3 separate regions of the Mus musculus genome follow, and all the other regions are linked to region 3. Evidence: chromatin loops called from intact Hi-C (ENCODE). Cell type or tissue: heart. All regions are shown on one strand. Links, peaks and the distances in the headings refer to the core of each region. The heading gives the core; the rest is flanking DNA.

Region 1 (10,059 bases), core at 3,167-8,166, 50 kb before region 3:
TGTTGGCTCCTTATCTAGTCAGAGAATGAGATACTCTGTTTAATTAACTATTCAGAAACCATACCTTTTTAAATAGAATTTTGAAATCTAACAGTTAAAAACATATAACATATAAGTAATAAGGTAGATTATTTTTCACATTATTGACTTGCAATTATTAAAAAAAAGTAGCATAGTGAAGATTCTGTATTCATAATAAAATACAAAGGTTTCTCCTTTCAGCCTCAACGTTATTAAAGGTACATGCCTCTCCACAAAGCTCTGGTGAACTCCCCAAGTCTTCCAGCCAGCCAGCACCCTCAGGAGGTCCTCCTCCACTCCCTACAGAGACCACACCCCTCGGTACAAGTCCTAACAAAGTCAGGCAAGAAATCTTGTTACTATTTCTTCAATGGCTGAGTCTGACAAGCTTTGGTGCCTTGGGCAATCTCCTAGCAGAGCTCCGCACTCCATCCTGGGCTCCGTCCTAAACTAAACTTTGCCTGGCAGGTTTTAGCTACTGCAGCTTTTCAAGCTTTTCCTTTGCTGTTTAGGGTCAGCATCTGTTTCTTATGAGAAACTGTACTAAGATACTGCATATAATTAGGGTGCTGATCTAAACCCTGCAGCTCCGGTCTATCCTCATGTGCCCATGGACTCACTCAGAGCCAGATAAGTGTCTTTTGAAACTATAACTTAAAAAGCATTATTGATGCAGAGTGTGCCATCAAACTACTAAAATCTCAGCATTTGGAAGGCTGAGGCAGAAGAACTGAATCAGAGTTATCAAACAACATCCTGCATCAGACTAACAGCAAATAAATAAATAAGTAAATAAGCAAGCCACCCTGTGATTATTTCAGATTAAGTTATATGGCTACATTTTATTATCTATACTTTTCATGTTATATAAGTAAACACTAACTTTTAAATATAAAATTAGAAAGTCTCCAGACACATTAATAGCATTAACTAATTTTTAAAGGTAATATAGTTTTAGGAAAATATGGCTCCAAGCGTGATGGTACATGCCTTAACTCCCAGCATTTGGGAGGGAGAAGCAGGCACACCCTTCCAGCCAGGGTGACACAGTGAAGAAAGGAGAGGGAGAGGGAAAAGAAAAGCCCACATGGCACATACAAACTGTTACTAGCTAGGATCAAAATCGCACCCCTTAGAGGAAACACATTCCTTACGAAGCACAACGGGTGCCGTACCTGTGTGAAGGACAGAGAACTGTGGTCTCCAGGTCGGTCACCGGTTCCTCCTTCAGCCACTAGAAGTTTCAAATGAGAACTTCTTTTAAAGTCATAAGGCACTATGCAAATCAATGGCTTCAATTCAAAGAGTTACAACCGGGACTTCCTTATCTATACTATATTAAACAAAACAAAACAAAAAAAAACCCAATTCAACAAATGCAGTACTTAAAGTTCATGGACTGCTTGCCTTTGGGTAGTCTTATGGTGGCAGGTTTGGCTCTGCTGAGGAACCAACATCACCTCACCATTCAGACTGCGAACGGACAAGGATCTGGGAGAGGGATAGTCTTCTCTATAAACATGGGTCACCAAGATTCAAGGATGAAGAAACAGAAGTAAGCTCTAGAATCAAGGGACCTACAGCTTCCAGAGTTTGCTCTACACTAGGGAGTTTTAGCAGTAAGTTGTGTCTCTTGGAATCTCAACTTCCAATCACCTGTAAAATAAAGGAAATACCCAACCCCCTTCTCTTCCCCCGCTTACTCTGAGAAGATAAAACATGTGGGGCCGGGCGTGGTGGCGCACGCCTTTAGTCCCAGCACTCAGGAGGCAGAGGCAGGCGGATTTCTGAGTTCAAGGACAACCTGGTCTACAAAGTGAGTTCCAGGACAGCCAGGGCTATACAGAGAAACCCTGTCTCGAAAAACAAAACAAACAAAAAAAAAAAAATAGCTTACTGTTTATTTTTTGTCTCAAATTATGCTACGGTCTCTGTAAATTAAGCAGGCCAAATCAAGACCATGTCTCAGTAGGGTAAAAAGTAACATTCCTTCCCTGGGTTGAGATAGAGTAACTTACTAAGGCCTTGAAGCCAGACTGTAGTTCGTATCAAAGGCATTTCCTCTGAAATGTCACTATACCCCTTTTCTACTTATTTTTGCAGTGCTGGGATCAAATCTCAGGCCTCCTTTAAGCTAGTCAAACACCGGCCACACCCTCAGTCCTCTTTCTATTTTGATTAAACTAGAGAAAAAAAGACTCGCAAAGAGAACCTGAACACACTAACACAAGAAAGAACTTGAGAGGGCTGTAGGGCTAATTACAGGCAACATACAGGACATCCATATGATCTGGAAGAGAGAAGAGAGGCAGTAAATGGCACTTTGGAGAAAACCCTATCAGAGAATTGTAAACAGCCACACATACCACAACAAAGGCTTGGAGACCTGCAAATCACAATACAGGCATTCTGAATTTGGCCCAGACTAATGAGACCATCTAGAATTGATACTACTTTCTTTGCCGAAATTGACTCAACGGGTCTTCTCCTTTTAGCTCACTTCCCAGCCTTGATTCAAACAAAAACACAGATAAGCTAATCTAGCACACCTGGTACTTGATTATTGTAAGCAGTTACTGGCTGATCTACTGCATTATTGAAGAGAAACCAGGATATTTAGAGCGTTCATCTTCCTTTAGGAGCACATAAGCAAACATTGTTATAAAGTCTTTAACCTCAGCTATACACGTATACAGCTCTCTTCTCAGTCATCTTTTCTACAAAACTTCCCTAGATAAACCAGTTTTCTAATCAAGGACCTGTATTCCTATTCAAACCGTCATTCACACTTAAGTCACCACAGCCTACGCCATTGAAATATTAGTTATGAACAGTTTTTCTATCTGCATTGGACAACATATTTTGATTCCTTTTGTTTCTTGAGACACGGTCCCTGCGTAGGTCTGGCTGCCCTGGAATTCACTGTGTGGACTAGGCTGGCCTTGAACTTGCAAAGATTCAAGTTCTCTTGAATCTCTTGAGTACTAAGATTAAAGGTATGCACCACATCCAGCTATCTGATTTTTTTGAACTATCCTTCTGAGCAGTGGTAGAGACTTAAGAGTATAGAATACTTAAAGGTGGGCTGGGGAGATGGCTCAGTGGTTAAGAGCACTGACTGCTCTTCTGAAGGTCCTGAGTTCAAATCCCAGCAACCACTTGGTGGCTCACAATTATCCGTAATGAGATCTGACATCTTCTTCTGGAGTGTCTTGAAGACAGCTACAGTGTACTTACATATAATAATAAATATATCTTTTTTTTTAAAGAATACTTAAAGGTTGGGTGAATTTGGAATTAGAATAATCCAAGGACTTCTTTTTAGATTCAAATGCCTATTTATTAGTAAGTTTTGCTATCACTTTTGAGATAAGAGAAAGTATAAGGCCAAACAGTGCCTAGGAGTTTAAAGAAATTGGCTTCCTACCACTATGGTTCAAAGCAAAGGGTAGGTCTGAATCATGCTCAGATCCTAATCTGAACATTGTTAGGAGCCCAAATGGAATCAGAGCATCTGCCAGTCTTCCACTAATTCTCACAGGAACCCACAAGTAACCATAAACCCAACAAGGGGTGAACTTTAAAAGGTTGGTTTCTCTTTATTGCTCCGTTGACAGACATTAAGCAAACATCAACAAGTGCCAAGCATTAGGATGAGCAGATTAAGACTCCCGAGCTATTATGTAGCCATTCATTTGGTAACACGTTTCTCAACCTTTTTAATCTAAAAGTGACACAGCTGTCTGCTATATGGCTCTGTCAGACCAGCCATCAAGTACCAAGGCTAGGCTTTATTCTAAATGAAGCAATTGTCACTTTCGACTTCTTTGCTTACATAAATACAAAAATGTATAAACAGATGGGCAGTGGTGGTGCACACATTTAATCCCAGCACTTGGGAGGCAGAGGCAGGAGGATTTCTGAGTTCGAGGCCAGCCTGGTCTACAGAGTGAGTTCCAGGACAGCCAGGGCTATACAGAGAAACCCTGTCTCGATAAACCAAAAAAAAAAAAAAAAAAAAAATTGTATAAAGAGATTCTTAAACACAGTTCATTATCTCCTTCAACCACAAATTCAGTTCTCCTAGATAATTAGAAGTCCAGCCAGGCATTAAATCATTCCAGACACCTATGTTCCATCCGTGTCTTGGGATTTTCTATTTCTTCTAAAAACAATGTCTCTAAAATCTCAGTTAAAAACAAAACAAAACTCAGAAATAAGTCCATCTGTTAATGATATGAATAAGCAATCAGGAGGGATATTTGTGAAAAACAAAAAACAAACATTAAAAGCAAGGCCCAGATGACTTCAAACATCATCTTTATACTCCCTCTTCCCCAGTGTCAGAGAAACCCGAGAGAACATTACACTAAAGGGAAACTTTGCTAATTTAGGAGAGCTACATCCACAAAAAGACAGCCTCTCTTTCTTTTCACGAGACAGGCTATGCTTACTCTCCATCTCCATGCAAAACTAACTGAAACTTTAAAAGTCTGACCAAAGAACATGCACTGTTGAGAAGGCTCAACCTGCAGAGAGTCACTTGCAGATATCTGTGGAGGACTTTCAGCCTTGTCTCCAGTCTGATGGAATCTGCACAATAAAAATTTAAACCACAGCATGGAAGGAAAAAAAAAAATCTGTAACTATGAGTAGTCTGGTTTGTTAATGTTTGGCATGCCCTTGCTTCTCAAGATTCAACCCTAAAATACAGCAAAGGTTAGCAGCCATCGCACCAGCAGGAGGGAGGTTGCAGTAGAGGTGGGTAGAGAAAACAGGCAGAGATGGCCTGAGGCCAAGGCCACAGGGGCAAGCTTGGCAAGAAGGACAACCTCCTGCCACCTACTCCCCAATTCCCTCCTCCAGAATGTTGCCAAGCAATTCTTTCCCTACCACTGGTCAAAGAAGGTCATGTTTCCAAAGACTTCCATACACCTTGCTTTGAAACTTCCATGACTTAAACCAAAGTCTGTGTGCCGGTTGGGCCATCACATCTTTATAACACTTAAGGCTGGCTGTTATTAACAGTAGTAGACGAGAACATCTTAGCAGAAAGGGAGGGGGAGGGGAAAAGTGAGAGGGAGGGGAGAGAAAGGGGGGAGGTGCCGAGCTCACTAATCTTTGCTTTTCAGCAAGCCACGTACCAAAGGGGTCCAGGCCATCAATCCTTGGCTAGGTCTAAATCACAATTGTGATTTCTTGCACCCGAATTGGGGAGAAGTAACACTGCCCACTTTCCCTCATCAATGCTGTAAGTGGAGGCAGGACACACCCCCTGCCAACCTACAACCCTCCCTCTGAGCCTGAGCTTCCCCATCCCTTTGGGGTCCACCATTAACCCGAGGGTCGCTCTGACACCCCAGCTCCCTTCTGATCCCCTGCCGACGCCTCCACTTCGGTGGTCACAGGCACCTCTAAGGCGACTCCGGCTTCTGACTATGTCATCAGAACACGGAGCCCTCAACGCCCTCTGCCTTCTCTGCGCGTCCCGCCGGCGCACAGTGGAGTCCGGGTCCCCTCCGGAGTCCCCAAGCCCTCAAGCTCCCACACAAGCTCGCTCCCAGCGCCCCATCCTCCGGGACCCGGCTCACGCCTTAGCCCAGACCAGAGCGCAGAGCCTTCCGGCCTGGTCAAGGACACCGCCTCCTCCCCGCACACGCCGCCCGCGGCCTCGGCCTTTGGCTGGCCGGCCCCGCGCGGGACACTCACCCAAAGGGGATCAGACCCTGGAAGAAGAACGAGCAAAGCAAGGAGACCGCAGACTGTGCCTCCCGCCCTCCGCAGCTTTATAGCCACCGACCCACCCGACTCGGGCAGCGCCGGGAGGGGACAGAGGGCGGGACAGCGGCTACCTCTGCCAATCCCGGGACTCAGAGTCGCTCGGGAGCGCCCGCCCCCCGATCCGCTTTCAGCCAATGAGAGGCGGGGACTCGCTAGGGTTTTCCCTCGCTGCCGGAAGGGCGGGGTAAGGGGTGGGAACAAAGTCCGAGGACCTGGGAAGTGGGGTGAGACGGTGACGTAGGGTGGCCCGAGAACAAGCCTGCCAATGGCGGGACGGCGAGAGACGGCGAGAGCCAACGGGAGCGGAGTGAGAGGTTCTCCGACCAATTGAAGGTCAGTGAGAGGAGATAGAGACCAATGGCGACTCGGCGTCCCACTCCTGGGGAGAGATGGTCAAGGGTGGGAGGTGAGTTGGTCCCCCGCTTGGGAGGCTGTCAGGTTGCCTAGCAACCACAGCTCGGCTTCACCTGTAAAATATTTGAAATACTTGATTTGAATTCAGTCGTGACTCTTTTCTAAGTTTCCAGAGCAGCAAATTGCATCTGCATCACAAGTTTTAGCATAATGCTTCACCCAGAATTTCTAAATTTGTAAGTATTCTTAAGTGTCCAATTTAAACTACCTTGGCTTTTATAGAAACTGCGACTGAGACAATAAGTAAACCTAAAAAACGATATTTTAGGATATAGGAGTGAATAAGAATGATGCAGGGCTTGTCTGAGAAGGAAGGTTTATACAAATCAGTGTTTGTTGTTGTTTTGGTTTTCGTTTTTTGTTTGTTTGTTTTTTTTAATTTATTATTTTGGCACTTGGTCCAAACAGAAACTGTACTGCTTAGCTTTGTTGAGGTTGAATGACTGAGGTTCAGAACTGTATTACTAACTCTTCGTCCTTTTTTTAATCATTAAATACATTTTTTTAAAAAAAACTTTTATTGGATATTTTCTTTATTTACATTTCAAATGTTATCCCCTTTCCTGGTTTCCCCTCCGAAAAACACCCTCCCACTATCACCTCCCCTCTCCCCCTGCTCACAAACCCATCCACTCCTGCTTCCTGGCCCTGGCATTCCCACACTGGAGCATAGAGCTTCCATAGGACAAAGGGCCTCTTCTCCCACTGATGTCCGACTAGGCCATCCTCTGCTGCATATGCAGCTGGAGCCATGAGTCCCACCATGTGTGCTCTTTGGTTGGTGGCTTAGTCCCTGGGAGCTCTGGGGGTACTGGTTAGTTCATATAGTTGTTCCTCCTATGAGGCTGCAAACCCCTTCAACTCCTTGGGTCCTTTTTCTGGTTCCTTCATTGGGGACCCTATGCTCAGTCCAGTGGATGGCTGTGAGCACCCACTAAGGTATATTTGTCAGGCACAATTCTTCTTATGTTAATTCCATTACCCCTCCAAGAACTGTGGATAAGGGCTATTGATAATTCATTGTTTCTTAGCACTACTGCTGTGTGAAGTTTATTGTACACTACAGATGCTAACTTGCTAAGCAAAACAGGCCTTGCCCCAAAGGGAATGAGAGGTGTCATTGTATTTGTTTGGTCTTATCTGAGCTAAATATGGGTAACCATGGCTGGAAACATGAGTATGTGTTTCCCCGAAAGATGTGTTCCACTACAAAAGAAGCTGTGTGAACTGTTAGAGCTTTAGAACAAAAACAGTAAATGCATTTACAAAATGCATGGTGATAATGTCAAGTATGGAGTTACAGTGTTCAGGAAAAAAGTCTGCTGGAGGCCTCCTGTGCTATGTGGTGACATTTTTCATTTGGGTTGGTGAAAAGTAGTTACCTGCTTTGTTACTACATTTGGAAGCTGTCATCTGATAGTCAAAAGGAGAGCAGGTCAGAGATACAGAGGAGGGTGGTGAGGAGCTATAAGGTGTGGAGGGATTATCTTAAGGTCCTTTTGGCCCTGGGTCATCAACATTCCAAGTCCCCCATAAACACAAAGTTCTAATCAGCCAGACTACAAGATCTTCAACTCTTTTGAAAAATATTGGTTCACATGATCCCATAACACAGTCTCAACAGTAAAGTATCAAAATATGTTGGATATGGAACCACTGTGAAGGAATGGCCTAAGTTACTCAGAGAGCAGGGGCCATTCAATCAACTGCCATTATTCCCTCATATTGCTCTTGATACCCATTTTATCCTAGAATAAAACAGCTTAAAGCTACTAGATGATAAACAAAGAGAAAGGCCTTGCTTGGTTGTGGTAAGCAGCATTTTGGGTGGGGCCGGGGAGCTAAATTTCCTGGCTAATTGGAATGTTTTGAAAGGCAGGAAGGATAAACACAAGAAAGAAGAGCTTTGTTCTTGAAAAGGGATTTCGAATAATTCTAAGTGTAGAGTGAGAAAAGACTAGCCATCATGAGGACAAACATCTCCCACCAGGCACACAGTGCCCTTTTGATCTAAGTAATTTTCAGTTTAGCAAGGCTGAGCAATGAACAACAAAATAGAATAGTAAGGGCTGGGTGTGGTGGCGCACGCCTTTAATCCCAGCACTTGGGAGGCAGAGGCAGGCGGATTTCTGAGTTTGAGGCCAGCCTGGTCTACAAAGTGAGTTCCAGGACAGCCAGGGCTATACAGAGAAACCCTGTCTCAAAAAAAAACAAACAAACAAACAAAAAAAAAAACAAAAACAAAAACAAAAAAAAGACTCAAAGATTTTATAAAATATTGGGCTGGAGATATGGCTCAACGGTTAAGAGCACTGACTGCTCTTCTAGAGGTCCTGAGTTCAATTCCCAGCAACCATATGTAACGGCTCATAACCATCTATAACAGGATCAAATGCCCTTTTCTGGTGTATCTGAAGACAGCTACAGTGTACTCATATAAAATAAATAAATAAATCTTTAAAAAAGTCAAGATTTTATAAAATATTATAGTATCTTACACTAGACTAAGAAAATACCAACTGTTATACAAATGATGGCACTATATGCATATATTTATTATGCAAAAGGCTAAGTTTTATTTTTGTTTTTTTTTGTTCTTTTGTTTTATTTATTTTTTGTTTTTTTAAGTTTTCTTCCAGAAATATTTTAATAAAAGTTGGCCTTTTCCAAGAAACACCTATTACATGTTCATCAGTAAATAAGAACTGGAACAAAATAGAAAATTTACCATATGGCTATGATTTAAAGAAAAAAAATGCAGACCCTTACTCAAGTCTGATATTCAACCAGATTTTTTTTATGGACTCCATCAGGGACCCAGATAGACAGCAGGACAGATAGACAGCAGAACAGAATGTGGTTACAAACAGGTCTCCTGAGGTCCAAGGCCTCACAGAAGCACCTCCTCAAATGCATTCCAGGTCTGAGGGGTGGCTTTAAGATAATGCAGAATAATCTTGACATGACATGTATATGTACACATGAACAATGAAAGTTCTGCAGTCCCCCACATACTCTGAATCTGATAACACATCTAGACTCTCCCTTACTTTTCTTTAAACAATAGCCAGAACTGGAATCAAAGATAGAGTGAAGGCAAGGTTTGGCTTGGTTTTGTTTTGGAGGATTTTTTTTCTTGTAGGGGGATTTTTTTGTGATTTTCTTTCTTTCTTTCTTTCTTTCTTTCTTTCTTTCTTTCTTTCTTTCTCTCTTTCTTCCTTTTTCTTCTTTTCCTTCCTTTATAAATATAAATAAAACATAAAAAATTTCTAACTCAAAAAAAATTTTTTGAGTAGTTCAACAGAAGTCCTTCACGGTGTTCTAGACATTTACAGGTTGTGTCACAATTTAAAATTGAAGGGTAAAAATGGAAATTTACAACTGTTTGGTAGTCACATGTCCAAAGAACAAAGTTCTGGAAATACCTTTTATTCAGTTAAGACTTGAATTTTTCTTCAAAGCATAAAGGCCAATACCCTGGTTATGACTTGTTAACAGTTAATAGCTATGTTCTATCTATTAAGATGTTCAGGGCCGGGCGTGGTAGCGCACGCCTTTAATCCCAGCACTGGGGAGGCAGAGGCAGGCAGATTTCTGAGTTCGAGGCCAGCCTGGTCTACAAAGTGACAGGACAGCCAGGGCTATACACAGAAACCCTGTCTCGAAAAACCAAAAAAAAAAAAAAAAAAAAAAGATGTTCTGCAGGCAGTGGTGGTGCACACCTTTAATTCCAGCACTTGGCACTTGGGAGGCAGAGGCAGGCGGATTTCTGAGTTCGAGGCCAGCCTGGTTTACATGGTGAGTTCCAGGACAGCCAGGGCTCGAGACAGAAACTCTGTCTCG
Region 2 (10,059 bases), core at 1,755-6,754, 150 kb before region 3:
AACGTTGGTTGGCGTGAAGGCACAGATGGAGCCAAGGCATCATTTCTGGGATGCTTGGCCTGAGCAGTAGATTTTTTTTTTCTCTGAAAGTTTTCAATCCTCCTTTCCTGTTCTTTTGGCCAGATAAGTTAGGTTTTTATTAGTTTTTTGTTTTGTTTTGTTTTGCTTTTTTTGGCTGTGCTCACTAGTTCATTCCTAGCTTCATTGGTCGAAAGTCTGGATACAAGAAGCAAACAAGTAAGCCGGAAACCGCTGTCAGGTTCTGAGGTTCCCAGATCAGTTTCTTCTTCTCCGCTTCTGCCAGATTCCTTATGTTTGCTATTTCATAGAACAGGAAGGGTTTTCAGTTGTTTTTCGTGAGATGGAGAATCATAACAACTTTCTAGAAGTGGAAGTTTTAATATTCATTTCGCTTTTTAAAAGCAATTCAATAGGGGCTGGAGAGATGGCTCAGTGGTTAAAGAGTGTTTGCTGCTCTTCCAGAGAATCCAAGTTCAGGGCCCTGCACCTACATTGGGTGGCTTATAACTACGTGTAACTCCAGCTGCCCTCTTCTGGCTTTTGTGGACACACACACACACACACACACACACAGCATACACAGATAAATGCACATAAAAAAGTAGTACATTTATTTTTTTTAAAAGCACTGCACAATATCTTGTATTCTTGATTTTACTAGCAAACCATGTGAAGGCCTCATCTAAAGGCATTGTTTAAAAGATGTGTTTGAGATTAATATCATAGATACTTTTCATAAAAAGTTCCCAGTAAAAAGAAGTAAAACTTTGTCATTGTTAAATCTTTTCTTACTTTCCTTTCTTCTTTTCTTCTTCTTCTTCTTCTTCTTCTTCTTCTTCTTCTTCTTCTTCTTCTTCTTCTTCTTCTTCTTCTTCTTCTTCCTCTTCTTCTTCTTCCTCCTTTTTTTTTTTTTTTTTTTTTTGCCAGTGTCTCATTGTGCATCGCTGGCTGGCCTGGAACCCACTATATAAATCAGGCTAGCCCCGAACTCACAAGAATCTGTTTTTATCTGCCTCCCAAGTGTTGAAATTAAAGATGTGTGTCACCATCTTAAACAAAGTACTAAAAAGAATTTGGAGACAAAAGGAATGCAATACAAAATTTAAATACAGAGTGAGGCTGAATAATAAAGTAAAATAAAATAGCAAAAAGGGTAAATTATGAGCCAACTTTAGATCTGAATGGATACATACAAAACAATAAAATAATATTTACAATATTGAGATTCACACGTGAAAGACACAAAGGGGAGGAGAGTGCAGGAATTAGAATGTCCCCACAACTTCCTGTTGTACAGAAGACAGCAAAAATACCAAGTCAGGTAGATGTTTTAAACCATGGAGTAAGATGTAGCTTTGTTGGTAGAGCATTTGTTTACAGTGCATGAGGCCCAGAGTTCAATGGCCAGTGCCTTATAAAACTGGTCATGATAATATATGCCTTTCAAAGCCATTTGGGAGGTGGAGGCAGGAGGATCAGTTCAAGTTCATCCCTGAGGCCGTAAGGGGATGAACAGAGAACAGATACGTGTCTATACTGAAAAGCTGGGGTCAGATAGGCTGTGCATACTCTGACTGAGTGCCACCATCTACCAAGCAATCCAGGCCCACGCCTGTTTAATATGCACACCGGGAAAGGTTAGTTAGTCTTCTAGTGGAAGGTCACTATAAACTGTTTCATAAAAGAGCCCTCCAATGTAGAGGAATTTTAACCCAGCAACATGGCCGCTGTGTCATTCCAGCCAGACCACACAGACCTAGGCCTTTGGATGAGATCTCCTGCCAAAGCAGCCATGTTGCTGGCTTAAAATTCCTCTGCACTCCAAGATTGAAACATCTCATCCTGGGCTGGGGAGATGACTCAAAGGTTTAGTGCACTGACTGCTCTTCCAGAGGTCCTGAGTTCAAACCCCAGCAACCACATGGTGGCTCAAAACCATCTGTAATGAGATCTGACATCCTCTTCTGGTGTGTCTGAAGACAGCTACATGTACTTACATATCAATCAATCAATCAATCAATCTTTGGGCCGGAACAAGCCAGGTCTGAGTGAGAAGGAAAAAGAAAAAAGAAAAGAAAGAAACATCTCTACCTCGAGCAGGAAGGTAAACAGCTCAAGAGAGCATCTCTGAAAAAGATCACTTTCCTCACTAGGCCCCTTCCTGACAGCGTAAATAATAAAAGCTGAGAGGCCCTCTCGGAGGAAGCAAGCAAAGATGCCGGAGAGAAGCAGAATCTAGCTGAGCTGCCTGAAAAGGGCGTCAATTAACTGAGACACCTGAGAGTGCATGTGTTGAGTTGGACTTTGCTGGTATCTGTACTTTTGGCACAGATGAACAGCTCTTGTGTGCCCTGGCCCCACTGTATTGTTCTTTGCACATGTGTGGGCACCCCTGCTCATGTGAGGAATCACATTCCGTCCCTCTTCCACCTTATTCATCTCTTAATCAAGCCCAAAACTTGCTGATAAGGTTAGTCTTGCTAAACAGCCCACTGTGGGAATCCCATTTTTGCTTTGCAAGTCTGGAATTACAGGAGGGACGCCACATCCTCTTGGCATTTATGTGGGTTTCTGGCGATTGAGACATCCCCAGTAGCCAGCCTTCCGCTTTAGAAACACCCTTCTCTCATGTCCTTCTTATCTGTTTTCCCACCTTCCTCTTGCTGCACTTTCTTGGCCCTTTCAACATTTTTTTTCAAGTATATAAACAGATACTTTCCAAGGGATAAACATTGTTGCTTCCACTTGGATGCTTTATGCACAGAAGCTTCAAACTTCCGACTAGGCAAATATCCAAAAATGAATGTTATGGCCAGACACAAAGGAGCAGGCCTTTGATGCCAGTGCTAGGGAGGCTGAGGAAGGTAGATTTGTGAGTTTGAGGTCATCCTAGTCTACATATCAAATCCCAGGCCAGTCAGGGCTACATAGTGAGACCCTTTAAATACATGAATGAATGAATAAATAAATAAATAAATAAATAAATAAATGTTAGGAGCAGGGTCATGGAAAGTGTTGTGTTGGGAAGCTCAAATTCTAAAACAGAAATGTCTTCCACTTAACCAACTCAAACATACAGGGAAGCAGCCCTCCATCCTGGAGTTTCCCCCAAAGCTTATTTTTATATGTAATTTCTTGTCCTAAGAAATAGTGTGAATAGGGGCTGGAGCGATGGGCTGGCGATTAAAGAGAAACTTGCTGCTCTTCCATTTCCATAATCCATGTGGTAATTCATAAGCATCTGTATCTCCAGTTCTGGCAAGAGGCACACGCATGGTGCACATATGTACATGCAGACAAAACAATTATATACATTAATCTAGAATTTTTTTTTTTTTTTTTTTTTTGTTTTTCCGAGACAGGGTTTCTCTGTATAGCCCTGGCTGTCCTGGAACTCACTTGGTAGACCAGGCTGGCCTCGAACTCAAAATCTGCCTGTCTCTGCCTCCCAAATGCTGGGATTAAAGGCGTGTGCCACCACTGCCCAGTTTAGAAAAAAAATTTAATGGGTGTAATAACAACAATCCTAATACTAAAAACATACAGCAGACCAGTTCAATCTACAAGGCGCTAATCCGTCACTCTCGAAGATTCTTCATAAATTATCCACACACTTTAATGCTTTAGCGCTTTCCCCTAAAGAGGTTCATATAGCTAAATACTTCGTTGACATCATCGTGTCTACTTAGTTGCCCCCTCATAATGATTATCTCCATTCTCTTCCTGCTGGACTTTAAGGATTCCACTCCTAAAATGTTAAAAAGATCGGATATCTTGGACCCTTAAGGCTGTCGCGTGCCTGTCCCAGCAAAAGGAACACTGTGACCTTCAAGGCTGCATGTGCTGTGTTATGTCTGGCTCCAACTCACACCGCTTTGTTGGACTCTCCAGATTACCTTGTTCGTAATACCGACCTGCTGTTCAGACCTGAACCTCCGCTCAGACTAAAGTCTGAATGTAGAAAGCGCGTGTTCTCGCCCAATTCCGCGCCCCCCCCCCCCCGTTTCTTAAAACAATTACAATTAAAACAATTACAATGGCATTGCCTCAAAAACTTTTGAAGTGAATACATCCACTCTCGCACAGGACTGGACTTTCCATTAGTCTTTATTGTCCAACTCATTGAGATTACCGATCAGTACCCATTAACTATCAGAGCATTGCCCTCAGACGAGCCTTTCTTGGGATGAATGAGTGAGCCGGCCACGTGCAACTGAGTGGCAGTCCCCAGCCACTTTAGGGGCGGGTGCGGAGAGCTGGGATGAAGGAATCACAACTGGATCTCTGCAGGCTGACCGGGTTGGTGAGTCTGCAGGCACGTGCTGCCACCGCCGGGCAGACATCGGGGACAGAGAGAGAAATAGAGATCCCCGGCGCCGGAGCCTGCTCGTCCCCGCGGCCGCCGAGCCCAGGGCGCAAGTGCGTCGGCGGGACCCCTAGCTGATCGTCCGAGCGTCCCTGCCGCGGAGGTGAAGATGGAGAGCGAGGAGCTGCCTGGGTACCCGAGCAGCTGCGCCACGGGACTAGAGAGCGTGGAAAGAAAGGCACGAGGCCCCGGCGCCAGCTAGGTAAGGGTAAGGGCCCACCTCCGCTCCGGAAAGGGGGCGGGGCGGGGCGGGGCCGCGGGATATAAGCGTCCCGGGCCGCCGAGCCGGTATTCCACCGGGAGTTCGCGATCGGAAGTGCAGCTACGGGCCCGGTGGGGGCGGGCTGGCTGCCGGAGCGCAGCGTCGCCAGGGCCTCAGCCTTCCCGGTGCTCAGACTGCCTTGCTCTACTGGGAGAAGCCGCAGCAGAGCCCACGGAAGCCTTCGAAGCGCCGCGCGGGGAGCCCCGAATCCCCCCCGGGGGGGCTCCCTCCCCCCTCCCCTCCTTACTGGGCCCCAGGGGCGTGGCCAGGCTTCGCAGGGATTGGCGCTCCGGGTGCGTCCGCGTCCGGCGTGGTGACGCAGCACGTCGACGTAAGTGACGCGCAGGCCCCGGGCCGCTCCTCCTTCCCTGAGTGAGTGCCGGCCGGGTCGGGGCGGGGGGGGGGGGGGGGTAGAGGAGGGAGAGGCGCCGGAGGGAGAGGCGACCCGGGGAGTCGTTGTGGGCCGCGGGCCGGACCGGGGCCGGGGCCGCCGCAGCCTGGGCCGGGCGGAAGGCTCGGCGGGCCGTTGGGAGGCCGCCGAGGCTGTTCGGGGTCCTCCCCGGCCGGACTTGCGCTCCCGGGCGTCCCTGAGCCTCCCGGCACTGTGCCCACCCCGCTCCAGCTCGCGTCTCCAGGCTCCGATTAGGTCAGGCTCGGAGTTCCGCGGCCGCGGCTCCGGCCCGCGACGCGCGGCGGCCGCTCGGCTGGCTCGCCTTTCTTCTTCCCCAGCCTTGCTCTCGGCCTCCCCCTCCCCCTTCTCTCCCCCTCCACCCGGCACCTGGGTTTTGGTTTGGTTTCTTGTTGTAGGGGTTTTGTGTCAGCCCGAGCTCATGGGTGTACATTATCATGCTCCTCTTTTGTAGAGCACCCCGACGGCCATGGAGGCTGAAGAGACGATGGAATGCCTTCAGGAGTTTCCTGAACATCATAAAATGATCTTGGACCGATTGAATGAACAACGGGAGCAGGACCGGTTTACGGACATCACCCTGATTGTCGACGGTGGGTCGGGGTAGTGGGCAGAGGAGGAAAAATGGGGAGCTTCAGTTCTCTCTCGCTGCCCGCCTTTTTGTACCCACCCTCTCCGGGCTCTCTTCCAAAGTCGGTGGAGGGTTTGCATCAGACCCGGGAGGGCGCCTGTCAGTGCTGCTCACGTAGACCATGCCGCAGAAAGCTGGTTGGCTAGTCTGGATTTTAATCTCCTAGTCTGATATGCATCATCACATTTTAACTTCTTGCTGCATGCTCAAGTTTTATAATTGCACACTCGTTAGATAGGTGCCCGGAGGAGAGAGAGAAGATACCTCAAAACGTTTGGTCAGACAAGGAGGCAACAAGGAGGCGGTCTCAGTGTTTTTTGTTAATAAGCCCGTTCTTAGCAAGCTGCTTTGAGGAGTCCAGCACAAGAATCATTTGGGAAGTTTTCATTCTAGTTTTCCAAAATGGTGTGGAAAGGAAAGTGGATGAGAAACCACCTACACTCATTGGGGCTACACTCATACCCACTGTGAGTGACTAAAAAATAAATTGGGAATCTGCTAGTCGTGCTTGTATAGGCAAATCCAGATTAGGGTTCCTTTTAGTGAACATTGGCTTTCTAGACAAGATGTTCCTTATAATGAAAGTTTGTAGGTGTGTTGTGCCTACAGCTATATTAGGCATATTGAAAAATTTCCTGTACCAAACACACTGGCTTTGTACTCCCCCACCCCTTTCTAAATGATACGTGAACTTTTGCACTGTCATATTTAGAACTTTTATTTCATTTTATTTTCTGTGTACGAGTGTTTTGCCTGCACACGTATATATGTGCACCACTTCCATGACAGGTGTTCGAGGAGGTCAGAAGAGTGTGTCAAGTCCCTTGGAACTGGAATTGCAGACAGTTGTGTGCTGCCTTGTGGGTGCTGGGAATTGAACCCGGCTTCCCTGGGAGAACAGCTGATGCTCTTAACCACCAAACCAGTTCTCCAGCCCATATTTAGCTGTTTCAGTGGGTTTAAATGTAGGTTGCTACTTAATTGAATGGAACAGAAACTGCTAGAAGAAATTTGTTGCTTAGTATAAACTAGCTTTTACTTTGAAGTAAAGATATGTATTTTGTGAAGAAAGGATTTTAACTTTGATTTTGATGCCAGTGTGTTTTTTTCCCTCTCCATCTCTTCACCCCACCCCACCCCCTTATTTAGGACACCATTTTAAGGCCCACAAGGCTGTTTTGGCTGCCTGCAGTAAGTTCTTCTACAAATTCTTCCAGGAGTTTACTCAAGAGCCTTTGGTTGAAATTGAAGGTGAGTAGTATTTTCCACAGTACTTAGCAAAATAACTGGCTGGTTTAGCAGGGCTTCCCGGGAAATAAACACCAATAGTCACTGGTAGACAACTAGACACGTTGCTTTTTATTACTTGAGAATTCTTCCAGGAGTAAGTAATAGATGCTGGTTTCTAACAAGTCTGGCCCATTGCTAAAACCAGGGTTCACTGTCATTTTCAAATCATGCATAAATGGAAACTACCATCTTTTTTTAGTGACCTTAGACTTTAAGGATGTTAGAGATGGTAGAGATATTTTAAGTTACAGGAGAGACCTCCGTACTATCAGAAGTAGTGATATACAAATGAAATGAAATGGGCTGCTATAATTGGGGAGGACTGGGGAAGATGAATTTATAAAAAAAATTAGTAGAGAAGGGGCCATCAGTTTTTAGGTATTACTTTGAAAGCAAATGATTTTTTTTTTTTAATCCCAAATGGCAGGCCAAGTGCCGGGCATTGTGCTGTGTAGTTTGTGTCTTATCTGGGGCTCATGCTAATCTTTTGAAAAGTGGAGGTACTTTGCATATGGGGATCAGGCTCCTACAGTTTATGAAACTAAGGTTTCCTAGCTAGTCAGACATTTAGTTTGTACTATTATGCTTTTATCTTTTACTACTACAGTACTAACCCCCATGTCCCATCAAATTCTTTTTTTTTTTTTTTTTTAAAGATTTATTTATTATTATATGTAAGTACACTGTAGCTGTCTTCAGACACTCCAGAAGAGGGCGCCAGATCTTGTTACGGATGGTTATGAGCCACCATGTGGTTGCTGGGATTTGAACTCTGGACCTTCGGAAGAGCAGTCGGGTGCTCTTACCCACTGAGCCATCTCACCAGCCCCCCCATCAAATTCTAAAATCAGTTAGAAGTAAAACAGAATCTTCTTTCAGGGTTTCTATGTTTTGTGTCTTTTTAAAATAGTTTTTTTTTTTTTTAAGATTTATTTATTTATTATATGTAAATACACTGTGGCTGTCTTCAGACACTCCAGAAGAGGGCGTCAGATCTTGTTACGGGTGGTTGTGAGCCACCATATGGTTGCTGGGATTTGAACTCATGACCTTCAGAAGAGCAGTGGGTGCTTTTACCCATTGAGCATTCTCACCAGCCCCTTTTGTGTCTTTTTTACTGAGTATATATTCTTTATTCTGGGTGGGTTGCTTAGAAACTTCTCTTGGAGAAAAAAATGATAACCTAGGGGAGTGAAGACGCGAGTTACAACTCTTTCATTTTGATATATTTCAGTTAGTGTATCAGCAGGTAAATTACTTTTTGATTATAGACAGCACAGGCTTCCTGGACATACAGAGGGATTGCTAGTGAGACTCTAGCTGCCTAGATAGTACTGTTTTTGCTACCAAATAAGTCAATCAGCTTAAGGCTTGTTAAGTAGCTAAAAAGTTACTTCATCTCAGTCGTGTATTTGTCTTTTCATCTAAAAGCAGGTTAATTGGCTTATAGTGATTAGTTGAAATAATGTGCATAGAAAACCTGTCACCTGGCATATTTGGTGTATTGCCAAAGTTTAATAGGTGAGAGCTATTCATCATATTGATTAGCTGTTGTGTTATGTAGTGTGCTAGATCCAAGAGCTGAAGAATTTTATGAACACAGCATTCCTTGAAGTGCTTGAAAATGTAGCAACAGTCTAAAAGAAGAATCAAAAAGATATTAGAGCCCATTAGTGTGGGTGGTGTATTGTGATGAGGACAATAAGGTTTGTGCATTTCGGGAAGGAGTTCACTATACTAGGTGAAGGTTATCAAGAAAGGGAGGGGGAGGGGGGCTATGGTGGGTACTCCTGAGCCTGTGCACAGTCCAGGCCAAAGGCCAACATCATTGTCTTCGTTGATGGCTGTCCACCTTATTCCTTTAGGCAGGGTCTCACAGTTGCTCCCAGTACTGGCTAGTTGAGCTAGCCCTGCCACTATCTTCCCAGTGCTCTAACTCCAGGCAGGTTGCTTCATCTACCCAGCGTTTGCATAGGATCTGGGGGTCTGAACTCCAGTCCGCACACCAGGACCGCGGGGAACACTGCGCTGCCTCCCCACACCTGGCATTCGGAACCAGGGCCCAGGCTAGAGTTCTTGTTGCTAATTGAGAAAGCAGCAGAAAGCAGCACTGGAGAAAGGATTTTTTTTCTTTTGTCTCTCAGCACCTCTGACATACATCCATTATAGAGAGTGGTACACATATACTAAATATCTAAATTGCAAAATAAAATGGAAAATACTTTTTCTTGTTATTTGGTGGGGTTCAGGTATAAAAAAAGTTATCAATTATCATTTAGCCTTTAATTCTGAAATTGCTGTTTTATCCCAAGGTAAAAGTAAAGTTCTGGGCATGTATTAGAACACTTGATTTTGGGTCTTAGTTTTACTGTTTAGTAAAAGACCTTGAATGATACAGCTTCTTTTTTTAAGACTGTAAGTAGTTTTGGATTATGTCATGGACATTTGGTGTAAGAGTGGGTGCTCTTATCCTTTAGAGACTGCTTTTGTTTTTGTTTTAGCATGCAGTCAACCTATCTGGGTTCAGACACCCTCTCAGCTATGCATCCAATTTGAATTTAGTTTCAAAATCTTTATAATCCTGGCAAAGTGCTAATCCCAGTTAAAATCCCATCTCTAGGGAGATGGGCAAAAAGATGGGAAATTTGAGGCTGTCCTAGGCTACAACAAGATCTCAAACACATGAACATTGTTGTACTGCTGTCAGTACAGGAACTTAGAATTGCAGCTTATTTTGAATGATGCTAAGAGGAGAAAAATAATACCAAGTACCCCCACCCACACCTTTTATTACCTTGCTTGATTCTTTAGAAATTTCTCTGGTAGATTTTTTTTCCCCTGTTTATACCTATTGCTGAGCTGTGAGATTTGGCCTTCCCTTATGTTTAAGCCAGGATATTTGGGAGGAAAAGTAGAAAGCCTTAGGACTTTGCTATTTGATTTCACTTTCCAGTCAGGTCTTTTCAGAGTCCTTGTGTATAATCAGTGGACAGGATAGGGCGGGTGTGCTAGTGCTTTCTCTGTTTCAGATGGAACTAGAATCCCCATCTGTAAAATGTGAGCAGTAACTTGGGATTTCT
Region 3 (10,059 bases), core at 2,458-7,457:
ACGTGGCTTGCCCAGCACATATGAGCTCCCTGATTTGGTCTCCAGCACCATCAAAACAAGAAGCGTGGTGGCTCACACCCGTAATCCCAGCATTTGGAAACCAGGTCAGCCTGGGCTACATAGTGAGATTCTGTTTAAAACACCAAAACAAATTTTAAAAATTCTGAGACCATGCTGGGAGCCATGGCTGAGGCCGTTTTCCTTGTGGAAAATTTCTAGCTTACATAAACAATCCTGAGAGAACATTTGTGGTCATAACAGTAAGAATGTTTGTGGATAATGAGGACACTGTAACCGTTGGTTCCAGGAGCTGAAGATTGCCACCTGACCTTTGAAGAGCCCCCGGCCTCTTCCCCCCCTCCCTTGAAGCCTCCTCTTGCTTATGCTTAAATTACCACTCCTGGATAGTTTTTCACAGCTTGATCAGTCGAATTGTCTTGCTCTCATTCTTCGTGTTTCTTGTCCCTCCCACTCTCTCTCCCCTGCCCTAGGTCCCTGCTGATTATCCCTGCAGGTCGGGGCAAGACCGAAGCACATGACACAGCTTGGGGTGCCTATTCCAAGTGGAGTAGCTAAGCAAGGTCAGTGTTGGCAAATGTGATTCAGGAAATGCTGACCCATCATCACTAAATCCTCAAATGGCCATCTAAGGAGACTGAGCTTTTGAGAAAAGGAGATCACAATTTGATAAAGATTGAGAAAATCTGTCTTGTAGCCAAATGAAGACATATTAATTGGTGGGAGGTGACTTAATAAATAAATAAGCTTATACTGTCAATAAATAAGCTCATACTGTCAAGATAGGAGCCATTTGACACAGCACAAATATGAAAATGTATTTCTTATACTAAAATCACTGTAAATTTATTACCTGCCACACACACATTACCCATCTCACCAACTGGATATCACTATAAAACAGTGTTAGAAATCGCAATGGACAGGGGTGCGGGTGGCAGCCCCAAAACGAGACAGACGTGAGCTTCAACAGTTAGCTGGAACATGCAGACCTCTCTATAGCAGTCTATCAAAGCAGTAGATGTAGCTGCCTTTGGGAGAAGGGAAGATCTGAATGTCCATGTCTAACCCACATGAAGGTACTAAGCCTACCTGAAGCTTTGGGGGAGAAAAGCAACTTCCTATGCAATGTAAAATGTGTGACTAATTTCTAAGCATTGAAACCTGATACCACTAATACACTTCTTACTCAATGCTCATTCAATCATTAAATGAAAATTTTTTTTTTACCAATTAGACCATAAATTTAGTCAATGGGAGATGCAAAAATAAGTGAAATCATATACCCCTATACTCAAGAGTCTGTAGTAAAAGCAATTTGGAACTAAAGTCTTAGGATACAATCCCACTGTCTCAGGTAATTAATTATGTTTCTGGGGGATGGTTCCCTCCTTCCCCCATGATGGTTCCAGGGATCAAACAAGAAAGCATCCGGAATACGAGATTTAACAGCACATACCTGAACAACCTTTCAGCTAAGAAAGAAATTATAATGGAACTAGAAAATATCTCGAGATAAAATAATACAACAAACCTTGTAGAATATCACCAAACATCACTGCAAAAACAAAACAAAACAAAAAACAAACAAAAAACCCCAGCACACTTGTCTCAAGAAGCAGCTAAATTAAAAGAGAAAGACTTCAAAGAACTTACCGCAAATGCCCACCAATAAATGCTCAATCAACAGTAGGACCTCATCCGAGTGTAGTAAAGGATGTGTTTGGTACCGATAAAATCACAGATACTAAAGCCTACAATGTAAAAAAGCACAAGGCCTTCAAGCAAGTCCATTTGCATCCTGTCTTAAGAGTGGAGAGGCCCTGGGTGGGTAGGGGAGCAGGGCAGGGGGAGGGTATAGGGAGCTTTAGGGGATAGCATTTGAAATGTAAATAAAGAAAAAAAGAGTGGAGAGGCCCACAAGGTCTCATCTCTCCCAGATGACCCATAGTCAGTTAATGGTTGCTGGGGGAAGGAAAGACACCTTTTCCAGTGGGGCAGCCACTAGTAAGGTACTCATTGTTCTATAAAGAACCCTGGCTAGCCGTGGTGGCGCATACCTTTAATCCCAGCATTTGGGAGGCAGAGGCAAGTGGATTTCTGAGTTCGAGGCCAGCCTGGTCTACAGAGTGAGTTCCAGGACAGCCAGGGCTATACAGAGAAACCCTGTCTCAAAAAACCAAAAAAAAAAAAAAAAAAAAAAAAAAAAAAAAAAAACAAACAAAAAACAAAAAACAAAAAACAAAACAAAAAGAAACCTAAAGAAACTCACAATAGGAGGAAAGGACATGATTGGATGAGGATGAAGAGCAGCAGTCTCGAAAGGTGGTGGGAGTGCATGTAGTCAAATATGTGTGTCACAATGAAATAGTTACAATATAATAAACATATGCAAAAATGGAGGGATAAGAGTTTCAATTTAATGTATTTTTTATATTCCAAGGAACATAGGTTATACAAAGTGTCCCCAAATATCTTAATTATATATCTACGTAAGTCCATTTACAAAAAGTCTTCAAAAACGTGTAAACTATGCATTCTAGTTAATAACTGTGTTTAAACTTTAACTATACACGTGAAGGGCTGGAGAGATGGCTCAGCAGTTAAGAACACTGAGTGCTCTTCCAGAGGTCCTGAGTTCAATTCCCAGCAACCCACATGGTGGCTCACAACCATCTGTAATGATATCTGATGCCCTCTTCTGGTATGTCTGAAGACAGCTACAGTGTACTCATCATATATGTAAAATAATTAAATAAATAAAATCTTTAACTATACACGTGATACAAAGCATTTGTTGTTCTTCTCAGATCCACTTCTCAAAGGAGGAAAATGATCATTTCCCAGAGTAGACCATCATACACCAGGATCTTGCAATTTGTTTGGAAAATATTTTTCTAGTGGCCACCATATGACAGACTTTCAATTTGAAATATCTGCCCAGTAGTCCAACAGGGGGCTGGCAGATGGTCAAGTTACTGTAACCTACTAAGTGAGTATTGGGCAGGGGACATAGCTTATTGGTAGAAAGCTTGCCTAGTATTAGAAAATGCTGGTGTACTGGGTAGTTTTGTGTCAACTTGACACAGCTGGAGTTATCTCAAAGAAAGGAGCTTCAGTTGAGGAAATGCCTCCATGAGATACAACTGGAAGGCATTTTCTCAATTAGTGATCAAGGGGGAAAGGCCTCTTGTGGGTGGTGCCATCCCAGGGCTAGTAGTCTTGGTTCTATAAGAAAGCAGGCTGAGCAAGCCAGGGGAAGCAAGCCAGTAAGGAACACCCTCCATGGCCTCTGCATCAGCTCCTGCTTCCTGACCTGCTTGAGCTCCAGTCCTGACTTCCTTGGTGATGAACAGCAATGTGGAAGTGTAAGCCTAATAAACCCTTTCCTCCCCAACTTGTTTCTTGGTCATGATGTTTGTGCAGGAATAGAAATGCTCACTAAGACAGCTGGTTTCCATCCCTAGTAAAAAACAAGGTAAGTGCTCAGTGAGATGTGTTCAAAATGCTATGGAATCATAGCTGAAAGAAACCATCCACAAAAGTAGAAACCATGCATACATTGCAGAACCCACTTTGTGTGGAATGCCCAGAGCAGGCTAAGCTATGAAATGAAAAGTAGATTCACGGTCACTAGAGGCTGGGAGGAGGAAATGGGAATGGTTGCTAACAGGAACAGGATATCCTTCCGTTAATTATATCTAATGCTATAATTAGAGCAATGAAAGATTCACAAATGTGATTATATCAAAAATCCCTGAGTCCCACTTTAAAGTGATGAGTTCTGGTGTGTAGACACTAATTGTAGTTGTTTATTAATACACTGATTTTCTAAAATCACTTGTTCTTCTAACTACTAATTCTCCCAGTCATACTCTTGCTATCCCAAATTACAATAGAGTTTGACCTTGTATCCATCAGCACACTTATCTGTCTCACTATATGTGCTATGGATTGACTGGAGTATCCCTTACAAATTCATGTTTTGAACGGTTGGTCCCCAGACGATGGCATTATTTTGAGAGGTGATGGAGATTTTAGGAGAGGGGACCTAGTGGGAGGAAGTGAGTTACTGAGAGCATCCTGTCCTCTCTGCTTCCCGTGTGCCACAGCGTGAGTGGCCTCTGCCATGTGGTCCCACTGCAGTCATGCCTTGTCACAGGCCCTGAGTCAACAGAGCCAAGGACTACAGACTGAAACCTCAGGAACCGTTAAACAAAATGACCAACTTTTTCTTTTAAGTTGAGTTTCTCAAGTATTGATCACAGGAACAGTTTAAAAAAAAAAAAAGCCTATTTGATTATACGGCTATACAGAACTCCCGGGGGTGGGGTGGGGTGGGGGTGGGGAGCCATGAAGGCTGCCAGCTTCAGAACGCTGTTATCAGTTCCAAGCAACTCTCCATCATGACACGTGCCCTTTAGAAGCATGGGAATGAGGAGTCACAGAAATTAAGGAATATGAGTTACTCAAGTGCTGGTACCAACTCAAGAAACAATCTTAAGTCAGGTAGGCCTCAGGGACCTATATCTGGTTCATAAAACTGAAATGCACTACGCATATAAAAATGTGTTAGTTCATTTGGAGACGACTTGATCTGTGAGATTAATTAAAAGGCGATAAGCAGCTAAGCTTTTAGTATATGTTGGCAGTTATGACCAGTGATGTCTTGATATGGTCCAAAATACAAAAGACCAGAAATAACTGAAGAGGCACATAGGAAGTTGGGTGGTGAAAATGAATGGTTTAGAGTGGATGAGGGCAGTGTCAAGATTCTATTGGATGACACTGCCCCCTAGAGGTTCTCATATGCAAAGTCCTGCCAGCATTTTCAGAAAGGGGAAAAAAAAAAAAAAAAACCACTCCACTGCTTGCTTTGATTTCAGTCACGACTCCAGACTTTGACATAAGAGAGATTTCGAGGTATCAAGTAGGCTGAAGAAGAGAATCATGTTTGAAATTTCTAGTGGAAAATATAGAGGGAAAACGTCAAGACACAGGTACAGGCAATGAGTTCCTGAGTATTGCTCCAGCCGCTCAAGGAGTAATAGCAAGGATTGAGACATTAGATTGCATCAAATTAAATAAGCCTCTTCACAGCAAAGAAAAATAATGGATAGACAGGCCTCATATTCTGAACAACTCTTTGCTAGCAATTCATAGAATATCCAGAATGTATACAGAAAGGAAAGAAACCAAACACTTCAAAAAAATAAATAACCCCATTAACAAATGGGCAAATGAACTCAATAGACACTTTCCAGACTAGTTTATAAATGAAACAATTGTCTGCATCTTTAGCTACTGGGGAAATATAATTTAAAGGTACAATGATATTATGTCTTACAGCAGTCAGAGTGAGAATCATCAAAAACAAAGACCATAACCAAATCGAAGCCAAAAATAAAAATAAAAAATAAAGATATAAAGGAAAGGGGGCCCGATACACTGTTGTTGAGATTCCAAGTTAGTACAACCACTGTAAAAATAGGTATGCAGGTTAAAAATCGGAACCACCACCATGTGATCCAGCTATACCATTCCTGGGTATATGCCCAAAGGGACTGAAGTCAGCACACCACAGAAATACGCAACACACCCATATATGTTGTGGAGCTATTTGCAACACCCAGGTTATGGGATCTGCCTACACCCTACCTTGTGATGAATGGAAATGTCTCCTACAGGCTCGGGGATTTGGACACTTGGTACCCAGTGGGTGGAGCTGTTTTGTGGGAGTTGTAGAACTTTAAGGAGGCAAAGCCTTACTGTACAGGAGGCATCACTGAGAGAGGGCTTTGAGAAGAGATCTCTCCCTCTCTCTCTTTCTGCCTTTGTCTTTGTCTGTCTGTCTGTCTCTCTCTGTCTCTCTCTCTCTGTCCCTCTGTGTGTGTGTGTTTCCTGTATACAGTTTAGGATATGATCTCTCAGCTTCCTGCTTTGCCTTCATGGTTTCCTTTCCATAACAGTTCCTCTCTTCTATAAGTTGCTCCTGACCACAGCAACCAAAGCTAACTAATACAGCGCACGTCAGCGGCTGAGTGGATTAGGAGGAAAATGGCATGAACATAAAAGGGGCTTGCCAGGATTGCTCAGAGTGTGAAGTGGCTGGCAGCCTGATGACCTGAGCCTGGTCATCACGGTGGTCAGAGAGAACGACCTCCTGAAAGTTGTTTCCAACCTCCACATTCGTGTCCGTGGCAAGTGTGCACCCACTCATCCTCCCATATAAAGAGATAAGTGTGATAAGATTTAAAAAGATGGTAAAGGGGATCTGCTAGAAATGTGGGTGGGAGGCAAGGAGAAAGTAAAAATTCGGATAGAGGGCTTGGATCAATGGACGCACCATATATGCATGCATGAAAATGTAATAAAATCCACGCTTTTGTACAATTAATCCATGCTAATAAAAGAATTACATGTCAATTATTCTGCAGTTACATTGTTTTTACTTAGATGACACTGTTACTTACTTTGTAGGGAGAGCTGATGATAGATAGATCAGGGAGGGTATATCTTCCCCTAACGACTATACTGACCACCATTATATAACGACCACCATTGTATGAGGCCAAATGTCATGGGACAACCATTTCCAATCATAGATTACACAAACACAGATCTTTCTGATGGAGTTAGGATTCCTCTGAAGGTAAATAGATGAAAATGTAAATCTGAGAGAAGTCTGGCGGAGTGGGCTTGTAAAGTAGTATACTGTGTAGTCTGAAACACACTAATGTGTGAACTAGCCAAAGGCTGTGAACTACCATCCTGCTCCAGCCGATCTGCTCCGGCTTCACCCACAGTGGATCCTGCAGGTGCCGGTTTGCTTTGGGAAGGACAAGGCATACCAGATCCAGGTCAGGATGTTCTTTTAAAAGTGATCTCTGAGACCTTCCTGCTGACACGAGAAGCAAACACTTTGGTCAGTTCTGGAGAATAAGTTAACAACCAATGGACAATAAGTGACTCATTTACTAGCTAAACAGAGTATCTTGTGTGGAACAGAAATCAAATATATGGAGCACCTCTAAAGCAAAAGATACTCAAGGGTTATTACACTGAAGAAGAACGGTAGGCAACTCTGTGGATGGAGAAGTCTGGGGTAAGTGTTAGGGAAGAGTAGCAGCAGGCTACCCCAAAGGCAGAGTACCTCGCGTAGTGAATGGTTGAAGCTTTAGGCTTATCCTACTTTGGTGCCATCATATGTAAAGAAGTGGAGAAGGATAAACACAACACAACACACACATTCATATAGCCACAACCAACTTGTATCAATTATAATCCATTTCCCTGTCCACTTTCCATTTCTTGTTTGGAAGCAGTGGCTTCTAGAACTTCATTATTGCAAGCAAGGCTGCAGTGAACACCAGTGAGAACAAAGCAGCACTGACTATCTGCTGTGCACTGGAGGCCGCCTTAATTAATCTTCACAGAAACTGTGAGCAGAAGCAACTGTCCTCATTCTCACGGAGCAAATGTGTAACTGATGTGCAGAAAAGTTACATAGTATTTATTCCCTGAATCAAAGGACCAGGAAATTATGGCACTGGGATTTGGATCCAGACCACCCAGGACCGTAGAAAGACCTGTGGGCCGTGCTTGGCTTGCTCTTCTGTATGTTTGCCTGGGGCTGCATCAGAATTTCCCTAGGCCACTAGTTCTCAGACTGTAACCTGCACCAGAATGATCTGGAATTATCTTAAGCCGGAGGCTACTGTTAAGTAGGTGAGACCTGAGCATGTGCAGCCCCAACAGCTTTCCTGGGGAGGCTAATGCTATTGCTCCAGAATACACTTGGAGGACCACAGAACAAATGTGTTGAATTGTTCGGTTGTAGGATTTGTGAATGCTTGCCTATACTTGACCATGCAAATAACTTTGTATTGATTATGTTTACTTACGCTACTTACATGTGGACTGGATGAGAGCTATACCTTTGACATCTTCAACATTTTGTAATGTTGCCTTGAAACTTTGCTGAGATTGGGGTGTAACTCAGTGGTAAAGTCTTAGCAGAAACAATAAATACCCGGATTCATTTCTTGGCAATTTTAAAATGTGACTTAATTTATATTTCCTTATAGATAAATTCTAAGCATTCAGATTTGTCTTTTGAATTACCAAGTACTAATTTAACAAGGCTTTAAATTAAAAAACCCAGAATTTATTTATAGGAACTTGAATTATTTTGAATACTGTCTTGGTTAGTTTTTATTGGAACTTGAACTTCAACTGAATAATAACCTTGATCAGATTGGCCTGTTGGCATGACTGTGGGACATTTTCTTGACTGCTACCTGATGTAGGAGGGCCCAGGCCACTGTGGGTGGCACAGCCCCTAGGCAGGCTGTTCTGGGGAATGTAAGAGCTAGCTGAGCAGAATCCAGTAAGTGAGCCAGTAAGTAGGGATCCTCCGGTTTTTGCTTCAGCTCTTCCTTGAGTTCCTGCTTTGATTTCCCTCAATGATGGACTGAAACCTGAAACTGTAAGCCATGTAAACGCTTTCCTCTCCCAGCCTGCTTTTGGTCAGAGTGATCTCTCAATAACAGAGAAAGCAAACCAGGACAGATACTGATCTTTTGTCAGTAGTTTAAAATATTTTTCCCCACAATAGCTTTATAAGTTTTTCTTTATTGTTTGCTATTTGTCTTAGTCAGGGTTTCTATTCCTGCACAAACATCATGACCAAGAAGCACTTGGGGAGGGAAGGGTTTATTCGGCTTACACTTCCACATTGCTGTCATCACCAAAGGAGTCAGGACTGGAACTCAAGCAGGTCAGGAAGCAGGAGCTGATGCAGAGGCCATGGAGGGATGTTCCTTACTGGCTTGCCTCCCCTGGCTTGCTCAGCCTGCTCTCTTATAGAACCCAAGCCTACCAGCCCAGAGATGGTCCCACCCACAAGGGGCCTTTCCCCCTTGATCACTAATTAAGAAAATGCCTTACAGTTGGATCTCATGGAGGCATTTCCTCAACTGAAGCTCCTTTCTCTGTGATAACTCCAGCTGTGTCAAGTTGACACAAAACTACCCGGTACACTATTTGTGTATTACTTTGAAGAAACTGTCATGATCAAAACTACTTTCTTTACAGCCAGCATTTGTTATATGTGTATTATAAGTCAGTATTCTTTTTTAAAAATATGGCTACCTATTTTCTCAGTTGTCAATAAATTAATTTTTGTCTGTAATTAATTTACAAAGAGCTAAGAAACCATTTTCCTTTTCCTAAGAGAATTTTTTTTTTGTAGACATAGTGAGCAAATTTGTGTCTTTACATTTAGAACACTGTAATAACATGATGCTGATGTGTGCATTCTTTTCTTTTAGTGGGTCAGGGCCTTACTTTCTAGGCCAGGTTGGCCTAAAATTTTGAAAAACCAGCTGTGCAAACTCTAAATTGTGCATCTCTTCAAATCTCTGACTCCTTTCTGCTATATCCAGTGTAACACATTTCTTTTTCTCGGGCTGGTTTCATTCCCTGTTAGAAACTTTCCTCAGCAGATATCCCATGGCTTTGGCATCTCTAACCTCTTGGAGTCTCTAAGGCAATATGGGTTCTACCTTCACAGCCTCACTCAATGGCCTCTCTGGGCCTTCATGCAGGGACACCCCTTCCACATTCCTGGTCTCAGCAACTTTCCTAGTTGTGAAGGGAGATTCCATAACCCCTTTCACACAATGGCCACTCTGAACCTCCATGCAGGGATACCCCTGACACATTCCTGGCCTCAGTGGCTTTCCTTAGTCATAGATGGAAATTCTGTCCTTGATTCTAAAATCAAAACCACATGGCTGAAGCTGCCAAGTTTTGCTGTTTGCTGAGGCTGGAACATGACCCCCCTTGCTCAATTACGTGTTCACAAGCTTCCTATTTTCATGGTTTCCTTCACTACCTAAGCCTGATCGTCCTGGAACTTGCTCTGTAGACCAGGCTGATGTGTATGCCTCTGCCTCCTGAGTGCTGGGATTAAAGGCATGTGCCAAGCTTGAACCTAAGCTTCTCTTCAATTGCTTATCACAAGATCATTATAAGCAC

The links. Hi-C counts contacts between places; a loop is a spot of excess contacts. Peaks named below come from ENCODE experiments on the same cell type or tissue, not always from the same donor. Only the 100,000 strongest peaks of a DNase experiment are listed, where the experiment ranks them.
Region 1: it touches region 3 in a loop (2.7-fold over the local background); 12 of 42 quality-filtered maps call a loop at or near these places.
Region 2: it touches region 3 in a loop (4-fold over the local background); 14 of 42 quality-filtered maps call a loop at or near these places.

Annotation. Positions count from the first base shown.
Region 1 is chr13:119,686,185-119,696,243 of GRCm38, reverse strand. It overlaps Hmgcs1 (3-hydroxy-3-methylglutaryl-Coenzyme A synthase 1), which reads right to left and starts at 5,893. Exons shown (of 10, transcript NM_001291439.1): 1 at 5,731-5,893. In heart, for the core only: no CTCF peak of the experiment used is centred there; a DNase peak (open chromatin) is centred at 6,023; H3K4me3 peaks cover 2,872 bases; H3K27ac peaks cover 3,424 bases.
Region 2 is chr13:119,785,741-119,795,799 of GRCm38, reverse strand. Zfp131 (zinc finger protein 131) reads left to right here and starts at 5,068. Exons shown (of 8, transcript NM_001302548.1): 1 at 5,068-5,295; 2 at 5,513-5,651; 3 at 6,839-6,940. The coding sequence starts at 5,528. Gm46390 reads right to left here and starts at 5,529. Exons shown (of 2, transcript XM_017315657.1): 1 at 5,518-5,529; 2 at 4,111-5,427. The coding sequence starts at 5,529. The coding sequence ends at 4,258. In heart, for the core only: a CTCF peak has its summit at 4,699; DNase peaks (open chromatin) are centred at 4,639, 4,959 and 5,689; H3K4me3 peaks cover 3,092 bases; H3K27ac peaks cover 2,554 bases.
Region 3 is chr13:119,635,446-119,645,504 of GRCm38, reverse strand. All of the region lies in intron 1 of Ccl28 (chemokine (C-C motif) ligand 28), which reads right to left. Among named protein-coding and RNA genes, the nearest start is that of Ccl28, 17 kb to the right of the region's middle. In heart, for the core only: a CTCF peak has its summit at 4,809 (motif pointing left); no DNase peak of the experiment used is centred there.